Linked DNA regions of Homo sapiens: region 2 is linked to region 1. A link is a contact called in ENCODE Hi-C or POLR2A ChIA-PET data. All regions are on one chromosome and are shown on one strand. The core of a region is the stretch at or near the end of the contact, and the rest is flanking DNA. Distances in the headings are between cores, read along the strand shown.

Region 1 (5,554 bases), core at 1,656-4,155:
TTGCTCTCTGAAGACACTCCCTAGAACTCTCCAAAGCCTCCTGGTTTGGTCTATAAAGTCTCCTTTGATTCCGTCATGTCCTCCTGGTGTATGACCGGAGACAGGGGTTCGGAGGAGGGCAGTAGGGAACATAGGGGTTCTGGTAAGGTAAGGGACAACTTAGGGAAAAAAAAAAAGAATATCTGCCGTAGGGTAGGGTCCAGAGTTCCTTTTTTCCGATACAATCAGGAGAAGAAATTCCATACTCATTTGGTGTGACTCTAATGGCTGCAGAGGCAAGACGGGAAGGAGGTGACAAGGCCCCCAGTGCACCCAGGTAAGGGGAGGGGGCCCCTGGGAGGAGGTGGGGCCTGCCAGCATCCTCGGTTCACACCTGGAAGAGGTCACCGATCTGTAATACGTAGGCCGGGGCTCCCATCGTGGATCCCCAGGAATACTCTGGTCTGTTTCCTATTCTGTGAGAGGGGCATACCGGGGCTGCTGGAAGGCTATGGGAAACATGCAGAGGCTCAGAGCAGGGCCTAGCCTGTCTCCAGCAGTTATGACTTCTCAGCTGTGGTTTTCTGTGTTGTTATTTTGCTCGCTTGTGGTTTGTAGGCTCCTTTGATTGGGTGGGGGCAGGGCAGAGTCATCTAATTCTTAGAGCTGGTGGAAACCTCATTTTAGAGATAAAGAAAGAAAGTGAGGCTCAGAGAAAGAAAGGTCCTTGCCCAAGTTCACAAGCTGGGGCTCAAGAACCCCAAGTCAGAACCAAGCTGGGCTCGGGCCCCAAACTCCAGACTCCACGAGACCCTCCCCACAGGCCAAGCACAGGCCTCCCCATGGCCACCGGCTTCCTCCCTGCTGCTCAGCCCACTGCCTGCCTGCGTGGACGCGTCCTCCCATACACCCTCCACCCACCCGGCCAGTGGTGAAATCACTAACCCCTAGGGCAGCCTTGGGTTCCCGGGTCCTGATTCAGCCTCCCACTGAGAGCACAACCCCCTGGCCTCACTGTGCCAGGGCCTGTAATTGCTCTAACTGCCCCCTGGGGAAGTGGGGCAGCCTGGTCTTTGTCCACATGAGTCAGGTTTCCAGAGCAGAAACCTCAGGCAGAGCCACATCGCACAGCCCAAGCCCTGCCACCACTCCCCACAAACCACTTCCTGCCCCTTTCCTGGCACCACCGGCCTGAGGCTCGTGGCAGCTGCACGGCCCTAGTCTCTGCTGCTCCACTGGCCCCAGCCCACCCCTAGCCCACTACCACCCCACCCACCCACAGGCGGGGCAGGGCAGGACTCTGTCTGTCCAGGTGGGCGGGCCACAGGCTGGGTCACCCAGGCAGTGGAAACCCCCAGCAGGAAAAGCAGGCCTGGCTGTTCATCAGTCCTGTCACTGTCTGTAATTTGGTTGTCCGCAGGTCCTCCACGTCTGTCCACAGCAGAGAAAGGAATGAAGATGCTGGGCTGGCAGCTCCCACCCATTCACCCAGGGCTGGGGCCCAGCTGTGCCAGTCTTTCCAAAGGAAGCTTCAAGGAGAATGGAAAGAGCACTGGATATAGAGTTAGATAGATCTGGGTTTCAACTCCACCTACCTCATTGCCTTACTGTGATCCTGATCAAGTGATTTCAGTTTCTTCATCTGTAAAATGGGGAGCATAACATCACCCCTTCCAGATGTGTTGGGAGGAGTAACTGAGCTAATACACAAGCCTACACAGTATCTGGCACATAGTAGATGCTCAATAAATATGAGTGTCCTTCTTCTGCAGCACGATGACAGGGGTTCTGGTGAAGCAAGGACAGGCAGCAAAGTGTTGGGAAGAGCCCTGCAGTGGGAGTCAAGAGGCTTTGGATCCAATCCTGGCACTGCCTCCAACTTGCTGTGTGGTGTTAGGCCAGTTGGAGCACCTCTCTCATCTTTAGTTTTCAAGCATAAGTCTGGGATATGGGAGCAGATGGTTTCCAAGGTCTCCCTCAGCGGTGACACTCTAGGACAGGGGCTTGGTGCTGATAGGATAGTGACACTGCTCAGGGTGATGGGAACGGTGAGAGGGATGTGGTCGTGACCATTACTAGGTGCACGGTGCAGCTCATCGGCAACAGTGAAGACAGCAAAGCCAGTGGTGGCCCGGGCTGGGGCCCAAGCTCGCTCAGGCAGGGCCCAGGAGGTATCTCCAAGGACACTATGCTGAACAGTGAGAGTGGCCTGCGCTCAGGACAGGTGGGCACCCTCCACCAGCCAGCCTAGCCTCACCCACCATGCTCAGGAATCAGGCCCTTGTTCCCACCCAACAGGTGAGCACCAAGAGTCCCACGAAAGACTGAGGACCTCCTCTACCTTCAGGGAGTTTCTGCTGATGGAAGACAGACTTCACAATGCATGCTCATTAATTATTAACCATCATAACCACACATCAGAACATTGATTTACTGCTTGAGGTCGTGCCCTGTGTTAAGCCCTTAATGAGCATTATCTCATTTAATCCTCCTGACAACCCGGGATGAGGTCATCACTATCATTATTTCTATTCCGCAGCGGGAGGAAAATGAAATGCAGAGAGGTTATGCTCCCTGGCTCCACTGTAAGCAGCAGAATAAGGATTCCACAGAGGCTCAGGGGGAGCCTTGGGGCCTCCAGAGGAAAGGATCTTTCTGCTGGGAGATTGGGAAGGTGTCCCAGAGGTGGGGACATGCGAGTCAGGTGATGACAATCCTGGTTCTCATTTATCAAGCACTTGCTAATGTCACGCACTTCTAAGTCTTTAGGGGAGATTCTCATTTAGTCCTTACTTCCACCCCTGTGGCAGGTACTATTATTATTCCTGTTTTACTGAGGCACAGAGAGGTCAAGCCCTACCCTGTGCAGGGGAAAAGGAGGCCAAGCAGAGCGAATGGCTTGGAAGGTACCATGCTCAGGAAATGACAGGCGGTTGGTGTGGCTGGAGGCTTAGGTGCTGGCAATAGAGGTTAGAAAGGCAGGCAGGTGGGGCCAGGTCATGATTCCCCCACCTTCCCCCACAACACCCCCTGGGAGGAAGGGACCCAGGTCCTAGCCTCGCTCAAGAAATTGGCATTCAAACTTAGGGGCCTCCCCTTCCCGCCCAGTTCCCAAGGAGGCAGCCTGTTAGTCACCCTGTGACTGATACATTCAGACTCAGAGTAAGCAAACAGATCATAGGGGCCCCTAATCCCCTCACACCCAGAAAGCTGGGGAGAGGCTAGAGAGACAGGCCTGGAATCCATGGCCTCCGGGGGAGATAAGGAAACCTCATTCCACCCTCCTTCCCCAAACCAGTAGAGCAAAATGCCAGCGTGATTCATTTTTTGAAGACAGAATAAACAAGTCCAGAGAAGAGATTAAGTCTTTGTTTCACCCGACTCAAGACAGTTGGAAAAGCAGAATTAGAAATGCTGCAACCCAGGGTTGGCAAACAGAAAATTAGTGGCAGATTAATTTCATTGTCTCACTGGGGAACAGAATCCTGTATGTTAAGTATAGGTTTCAAGGGAGATTAATTTCCCATCTCACCAGGTTGGAGGGAGTCGCCTGCAGGGAGTTCACTGGAGTTCTCTGCCTCTGGAGAGCAGGGAGACCAGTTTCAATGGGGGAGAAGCAAGAATCCCCAGGGTATCACGACGGGGCTGAATGGGTTGCTGGGTCCAGGCCTCTCCTGTCAGCCCTGATAGCTGGAAGGGAAGCTCTGAGCTTTCAGCAACCCAGTGTACTACATCACAGCCCCTCTACATAGCTTTGCCTTCACGCGAAGGTATGCTCAGACCCATTCCTTCCTACTCACAAGCCCTTCTGTGCTCATTCTGCCCTTCCTTGGAACAGTCTTTATCTAGTGTTTACTAAGTGCCAATGCTTCCCTTAGAATCATTCGGTTAACTCTTGCAACAAAACCAAGAGGAATAACCATTATTATTTCCACTTTACAGATGAGAAAACTGGCACACAGAAAAAGATAAGTAGTAGAGCTGGTAAGTGGCAGAGCCAGGATTTGAGCCCAGGCCATCTGGAAACCAAATCTGTGCTCTTCACTTCAAGTTTATGCCGCTCCAAATACAGGGTTTGCTTAAAATGGAGCATGCTTGTACTACGTGGTGTTTCTCTGGGCTATTGTAGTGGCCCGTCTTGGAATGGTCCCCACCCTGCCCATAGGCTCTGCCCAAACTGGAAGCTTCTCGGGGAGAGATTGGAAAGTGGTCATTGGACCTAATGTGGTGGCCCCAGCTGCAGCTTCTACAGGTGGAGAGTAAACCAGGCTGGGCCACGCCAAACCTGCTCCTGTAGGGGGATCTGCCCACCCAAGCAGTCCAGTGCTGGCCAGGAATGGGTGTGCCACTGCCCTTGCTGTGGGGAAGGCAGGGTGGAACAGCCCAGGCTCAGCCAAACCTCAAATGGCAGGCTGCTCCGGCTGCCTCCCAGACCATGGGTAGGACAGATCCAGAGAAGGCCAGCATAAGAAAAACAAAAAACTATGTCTTGTCAGCCAACTGAAGCCAGACCACAGTGTGGCAAAGACAGGAAGGGTTTGATAGGACTCCCAGCTGGGTGCAAGGATGTATGTCTGGTTTCAAGAAGGACCAACGTCTAGTTCTCACCCAGAGGGGGCAAACAGCCTTCAACTTACATGTCAATGCCAATCAGTTGGTAGTGGCTGCTGAGAATGATGCTAAAGTCACATCCTGGCTCAGCAAGGACACATTCTATCATTGATTAGCAATGTCTCCTTGGTTGCAGCATCAAGGTGATGGCACGACTGCAGCTTATTAGCCACCCGTTAGCTCCATAGTATGACACTTCAGACCCTCCCCAACAGCGCCACAGCTTCATCTCCCCCTCCTCTCCGTCCCTCTCACCTCTAGCCCTTTAAGCTCCAGCCGCATCTAGCTGTTTATTGTTTTCTGGTAATAGTCTCAAAGGCAATGTGGACATGCTTTGGAGAGGCCTTTGTTCCTGCTGCCTTCAAAGCCCTTCCACCCTTACCTGCCTGGTGAACTCATTTCATCCTTCAAAACGCTGTCCTGGCATCACAGCCCTCAACCCCTACCTTGACAGAGCTCATCACTTTCTCTTCTGTACATTACAATCAACAGAGTCAACATTGCTGAGTGGTTCCCAGGCCCGGCCTAGCACCAAGTTCATTACATGCATCATCCTTATAACCCTGTATTACCTTCTCAGTTGATGCCCATTTTACAGAGAAGGATGTGACACTAAATGGTGTTGAGAACTTGCTCCAGGTCCCCTAGCTGGGCCATGATGGGACAAAGATCTGAACCTGGCTTGTCTAATTCCAGAGCCCAGATTTTAATCATTGTGCTGTGACGTGGCAGCTGTCTTCTCTCACTCTATTGGCCCGAGCTGTAATTTATTATGTACATATCTATCTTCCTTTATACATAGTTGTTTCCTAGATGGCAAGGGCCTTTACTTTATCCCATAGCCTCCGCAGCTAGCCCAGAGCCCTGCATACAGTAGGCACTCAATAAATGCTGGCCGAACTGGATTTGACTGAGTGCAGAGAGCTTTCTTGTCCTGTCCCCGGCCTCACAGGCCAACCCAGTC
Region 2 (5,912 bases), core at 2,163-4,662, 120 kb after region 1:
CCAAAGTGCTGGGATTATAAGCATGAGCCACCGCACCTGGACTCCACACGTTTTATATCACTTTCTATACCATAGCTATAGATATATAACACACACACATCACACACACATATATACATACTATATATATATATATATATAGTATATATATACACACACTATATATATACACACTATATATAGTATATATATATATACACACTATATATATAGTATATATATATACACACTATATATATACACACTCTACATATATATATATATATATATATAGTGTGTATATATATAGTGTGTATATATATTTTTTTTGTTTAATGTAATCCAGCCCCCAGCTGACTGCAATCCTCTGGACCACATGATAAGTTGTGTTGTTTTGTTTTGTTTTGTTTTTTGTTTTTTAATTATGGTAAAAAATACATAACATAAAATTTGCCATCTTAACCATCTTAAATGTATAATAGTATTAAATATATTCACATTATTGTGAAAACATACAAATATATTCTGTTGAAATATTTAAAAATAAGTTGCTGAAATTTTGATACTTCGCCACTAAATAGTTCAGTGTAGATCTCCTAGGAACAAAGGCTTTCTCCTACATAAACCATAATAAAATTTCCTCACTGAATACATTTAACATTTATACAATACTAATGTCTAATTAAGAGCTTACATTCAATGTTATCCATTGGTCCCAATAATTTTTAACATTGTAAAAATTACCTCCCAACCTGTGACCTATTTTTTAATTTCATCTATGAACACCTTCAGGTAACAAAATGTTTAATTTTGCTGTCATCAAATATGTTCCTTTTTTCCCCTAAGGGCAGAGGTTTTGAGGGTCTTACATATGACGTTCTTGGTTATCCCTAAATAACAAAGATATTTTTCAACAATTTCTCCTTTTAGCTTTATAGTTTCACCTTTAAGTTTCACCCTTAAGTCTAAGGGTAAGAAGTAAGAATTCAATGTTTTCTTCATAGTGAACAAGTTTTTCCAATGCCATTTAATAACCAATCTGTTCTGTCCCAAGTTACGTGTGGCAGTCTCTTAACATTCCCACGTATATGGCCTGTTCTGGGACTTCCCATTCTTTCCATGTGTCTATCTGCCCATTTCTGCGCAGGAACCAGGCTATTTTCATTTCTGTGGCTTTGCCTTGTGTTTTCCTATCTTTCTGTCTGACACATCAGTGTTTCTCTTTTTGCTCTTATTTTTTAAACTTAATAGCTATTGGGAAACTTTTATTCATCTGTATAAATTCTAGGTTGTTTTAACATCTTCAGGCATTCTGCCCATGGCCAGCCATTGTAATAACCTAGATACACAGCTGCCCTGCTGGCCCTGACCTTTCTGCCTCACAGACTCCTAAATTCTATGTGGCAGAGTTACACGTGATGATTCTATTCCGGAAAATCCATTTCATGCCATACCACAAAAATCCCCAAGTTTCTCCTGAAAGTAAATAAAAGCAAGTACTTGCAAGGCACAGTGGCTCACATCTGTAATCACAGCACTTTGGGAGGCCAAGGTGGGCGGATCACCTGAGGTTGGGAGTTCAAGACCAGCCTGACCAACATGGAGAAATCCCATCTCTACTAAAAATACAAAATTAGCCGGGCGTGGTGGTGCATGCCTGTAATCTCAGCTACTCGGGAGGCAGAGGCAAGAGAATCACTGGAACCCAGGAGGTGGAGGTTGCAGTGAGCCGAGATTGCGCCATTCCACTCCAGCCTGGGCAACAAGAGCAAAACTCTGCCTCAAAAAATAAAAATAAAAATAAAAAAATAAAAATAAAAACAAGACTTTAAAGTGGCTGTGAATCTCAATTCACAAGTTCAGATATGTAAGAAAGAACAATTTTTTTCATATCCCAAAACTGAATTGAATTTCTTTTAGGAGCCCCTAGTCTGCTGGAGTAGCAGAAACACCATTTCAGTTAATTTAGGGACTCTTCCTACTTTCTCTGGGGTGAAATTTACAAAGGACTTGCAGAGAACCAAGGCTCCAATGGGAGGGGTGATCTTTTAAGTCCTCAATATCATCGAAGCGTGTCACTAACTTGTCCATTGTCCCATCTAGTCCTCAGTCAGTGGTCCTTAAAAGTCTCTCTGCTACTTCTGTTCCACTCTCAAGCTCCTGGCAATCATTCTGTTCTTGTGACATAAGAATTGAGAAATGCTGTGAGATCTCATCTGCCTAGATGCTCCATACAACTGAAGCCATCAGTTCTCTACGATCTTGCCACCCCTTGAAGCCCTACCAGGAAACACAGACATAGGTGCCCGTATTCTCAGATCCCGCAAATCTGTCAGGGCCTCACCAGGGCTCATTCTCTTCTCCCTGGGACCCAACAACAGCTACCTGTCTGTATTAGTCATGGTTCTCCAGAGAAACAGACTCAATAGGAGATAGACAGATAGATAGATAGATAGATAGATAGATAGATAGATAGATAGATAGATAGATAGACAGATAGATAGCTAGATAGATAATAGAAAGATAGATAGATGATTTCTTCTTTTTTTGAGATGGAATCTCACTCTGTCACCAGGCTGGAGTGCAGTGGCGCCATCTCGGCTCACTGCAATCTCTGCCTCCTGGGTTCAAGTGATTCTCCTGCCTCAGCCTCCTGAGTAGCTGGGATTACAGGTGTGCACCACCACACCCAGCTAATTTTTGTATTTTTAGTAGAGACAGGGTTTCACTATGTTGGCCAGGATGGTCTCAATCTCCTGACCTCATGATCCACCCACCTCAGCCTCCCAAAGTGCTGAGATTACAAGTGTGAGCCACCGTGCCTGGCCAAGAGATTTCTTATAAAGAACTGGCTCACATTCACACAATTATGGAGGCTGAGAAGTCCACAATCAGCAGGGAGGGCTGGAGATCCAGGAGAGCTGATGTTTCAGTTCAAGTCTAGAGGCAGTCTGCTGGAGAATCTTCTCTTGCTCAGGGGAAACGGGAATTTTTGTTCTATTCAGGCCTTCAACTGCTGGGAATAAGGCCCACCAACACTATGGAGGGCAATCTGCTTTATTCAAAGTCCGTCAATTTAAATGTGAATTTCATCCAACACACCCTCACAGAGACACTCAAGATAATCTTTGACCAAGTATCTGAGCACACTGTGGCCCAGCCAAGTTGACACAAAATTAACCATCACACTCTCCTTGATGAATGCTATATCAACCAGGATCCAGTCAGGCATTCCAACACAGAAGATTTATATTTTTACAGACGTAATTCACATACCCTGAAATTCACCCATGTAAGGGAGTTTTAGTATATTCAGAATGTTGTGAAGCCATCACCACTATCTAATTCCAAAACAGTTTCATCAACCCTCACCCCCTACAAAAAAACTCATACCTGTTAGCAGTCAACAAGGGGATTTAATATAGGGAATTGGCTGGATGGATAGCAAAGGACTGAAAGGAAGAAAAGGAACACCTGTTATCATGCAAACGTAGTAACTGCAGGAAACAGCCACCACTCCTAGGACTAGAGGAACAGAGGGAAAGGGCTGGGGCTATGAGAACCCAGAATCCTGGAGGACGCCCTCACAAAACTAGGACAAAGACTTCTCAGAAAAGGGTAACGGCCTGCTGGTATCGGTACCTCAAGAAACTCGAGGAGGGGGTTCACAGAGCTGGGACCTAGATCTCTCAGGAGGGGGCATGAGCTAAATGCGGCTGCAACACAAGAGCTCAGAGGGAAGGTCTAAGTTAGGACTTGGTCTTCTTAGGAGAGGGTGCTACCTGGATGCTGCTGGTAACTGATGGGGTGAGATGGGCTGATCGTGGGAACTTAGCAAAACGAAGGAAACTGGAACCAACTCCACTGCTGGGATAACGGTGACAGGAACAGCAAGCATGGGGAAGGAACATCTCTTCTCCATCTTCCTGTTGTCTGGTCTCCTTTTAGCATCCCCTATTATCAGGACCTAACAGGCAGCAGCTGGCAACAAGGAAATTGGGTTGCAAAGTCACAGCCTCACCATTGCAGAGCTGAGCACAGAAGAGTTATTAGGAGCTGGAGACAGTAGCTTTATAACACCATGCCTCCCTACTCTCTCCATCTAACCACAGCCCAGGGAGGGAACATTCTAATCTGGAGGGTTGGATGACAACCTATCTTGCTCTTTACTCATCTTGTTAGTCCATTCTCACACTGCTATGAAGAAATACCTGAGACTGGGTAATTTATAGAGGAAAGAGGTTTAATTGACTCACAGTTCTGCATAACTGGGAAGGCCTCAGGAAACTTACAATTACAGCAGAAGGGGAAGCAAACATATCCTTCACATGGCAGCAGGAGAGAGAAGTGCTGAGCAAAAGGGGAAAAGCCCCTCGTAAAACCATCAGATCTCATGAGAACTCACTCACTGTTATGAGAACAGCATGGGGGTAACTGCCCCCGTGATTCAATTACCTCCCACCAGGTCCCTCCCACAACATGTGGGGATTATGAGAGCTACAATTCAAGATGAGACTTGGGTGGGGACACAGCCAAACCATATCACCCATGATGTTTTCTTCCAAATAATTAGTCTCTGTTGCAAGTACTTTTGTAATATATCATCTTCCTGATCTAAGAGCCTATTAGCATGATTCCTAGAGACACCTGGGAAGCTAAGCTTGGTTCTAGCCCACAGCACTGGGTTTAGCCATACATGGAGACTGGGCTGTTTGGGCATGGGGAGGCAAAGGATGATAAAAGAGGATTGTCTTTGTGCTTCAGTGGATTGAATAGAATGGAATGTGGACTGTATGAAATATGTTCTCATATTCCATGTAATGAGACCCTGAGATTGATGAGGGGCATCTGGCTTATGTGAGGTGGTCCCCAACATATAATTACACTAACTGCCTGCAGGACTGCACCAGTTTTAAAGCTGGAAGTATCTTCCTAGATTAAGTAGGTAATGACAACAGCACCAGTTTTAGTAAATAGAGCTACACTCACCCTCAGCACATGCAGCTGGCACAAATGGAGCAGTCAAGCTTCTAAAGGTCTGATGTGAGCCCCACATGGACACTGTCATGCACAAGCATGAGCCAATCACGTGTGCACCTCTACCTGTCTCAAATAACATTGCTCTTCTCTCCAGCCTGTGTCCTGACTGCATGGCCCCTTCTGTTTACTTTAGATAAGTAAACACTGTTTGATTTAGCCACGGAATGTCTGTGTCTGGATTTTCCTTTAATCTAAGTCCACTATTGACATTTGTCAATACAGTATAGTGGTCGTGTGGTTTTTCCATTACCTGATGGGCTTAAGTTTTGAAATGTAAAAAGTTGGGGTGTGGGGGGATGTTGTTTTTTCTTTACATTTTCGCAATCATCTCCTCTGCAGAAGGAATCAGCACAGAATGCCCTAGTTGCTTCACAGTAGAAGATGGAATGGAGAAGAGACACATCCCAGTTGCTTTTTTACAGTTTTATTTTTTAATATTATATACATCAAGTTCACAAACAAAAATGTGCAGTTACATCATGAGCATCCATGTAGTCACCATCCAGGGCAAGAAACAGGACATCATCAGCCCTCCAGAAGTCCCTGGGTGCTTTGTTGCTAGCATCAATCTTCTCTGTACATGTAGCCACCCTGTTGACTGTGGGATCTGGACTGTGTCAACTTGGCTAAAATGGAATTAGGATTCCTGGAATTCCTGAGTTACTTGTAAAATAACTCAACTAGATTTGTTCCTTCCCTACTCCACCCCACTCCCACCACCTAATTTTTATTTTCTTTGCAAGATGGAAGGCAGAAGTGAACAGCAAGTTTTGTGTCATAAAGGCTGTCACAGTTAGATGTGGTGACAGACAGACACAGGTGTCCCTGTCCTTGTCCTCCCATGCTGCACATCCAGCTCTTCTTTCCGAGGCAGGCCACGCTGAACCAACAGT

What was found. A loop is a pair of places that touch in the nucleus more often than their neighbours do. ChIA-PET counts read pairs that join two places held with the same protein, here RNA polymerase II (POLR2A). Pooled maps may share reads with other maps.
Region 2: a map of Caco-2 shows a loop between it and region 1 (11-fold over the local background). The contact joins the promoter of SALRNA3 here to the enhancer-like site in region 1. A Hi-C loop is called at or near these places in 1 of 168 maps with a recorded cell type or tissue (Caco-2) and 1 of 50 pooled maps. POLR2A ChIA-PET finds 5 or more read pairs at or near these places in 2 of 52 experiments (CD4-positive, alpha-beta T cell and Panc1).

Annotation. Positions count from the first base shown.
Region 1 is chr15:70,491,869-70,497,422 of GRCh38, forward strand. No RefSeq gene overlaps it. Among named protein-coding and RNA genes, the nearest start is that of LINC02205, 11 kb to the right of the region's middle. RefSeq lists enhancers at 473-522, 934-1,478. Within about 2 kb of position 2,906, at least 7 of the 41 ENCODE cell types and tissues checked have a DNase peak (open chromatin) inside an H3K27ac peak, as active enhancers do; they include Panc1, where a contact is called at or near this core.
Region 2 is chr15:70,612,135-70,618,046 of GRCh38, forward strand. It overlaps SALRNA3 (senescence associated long non-coding RNA 3), which reads left to right and starts at 3,413. Exons shown (of 1, transcript NR_126481.1): 1 at 3,413-4,433. RefSeq lists an enhancer at 5,086-5,230 and a cis regulatory region at 5,152-5,163.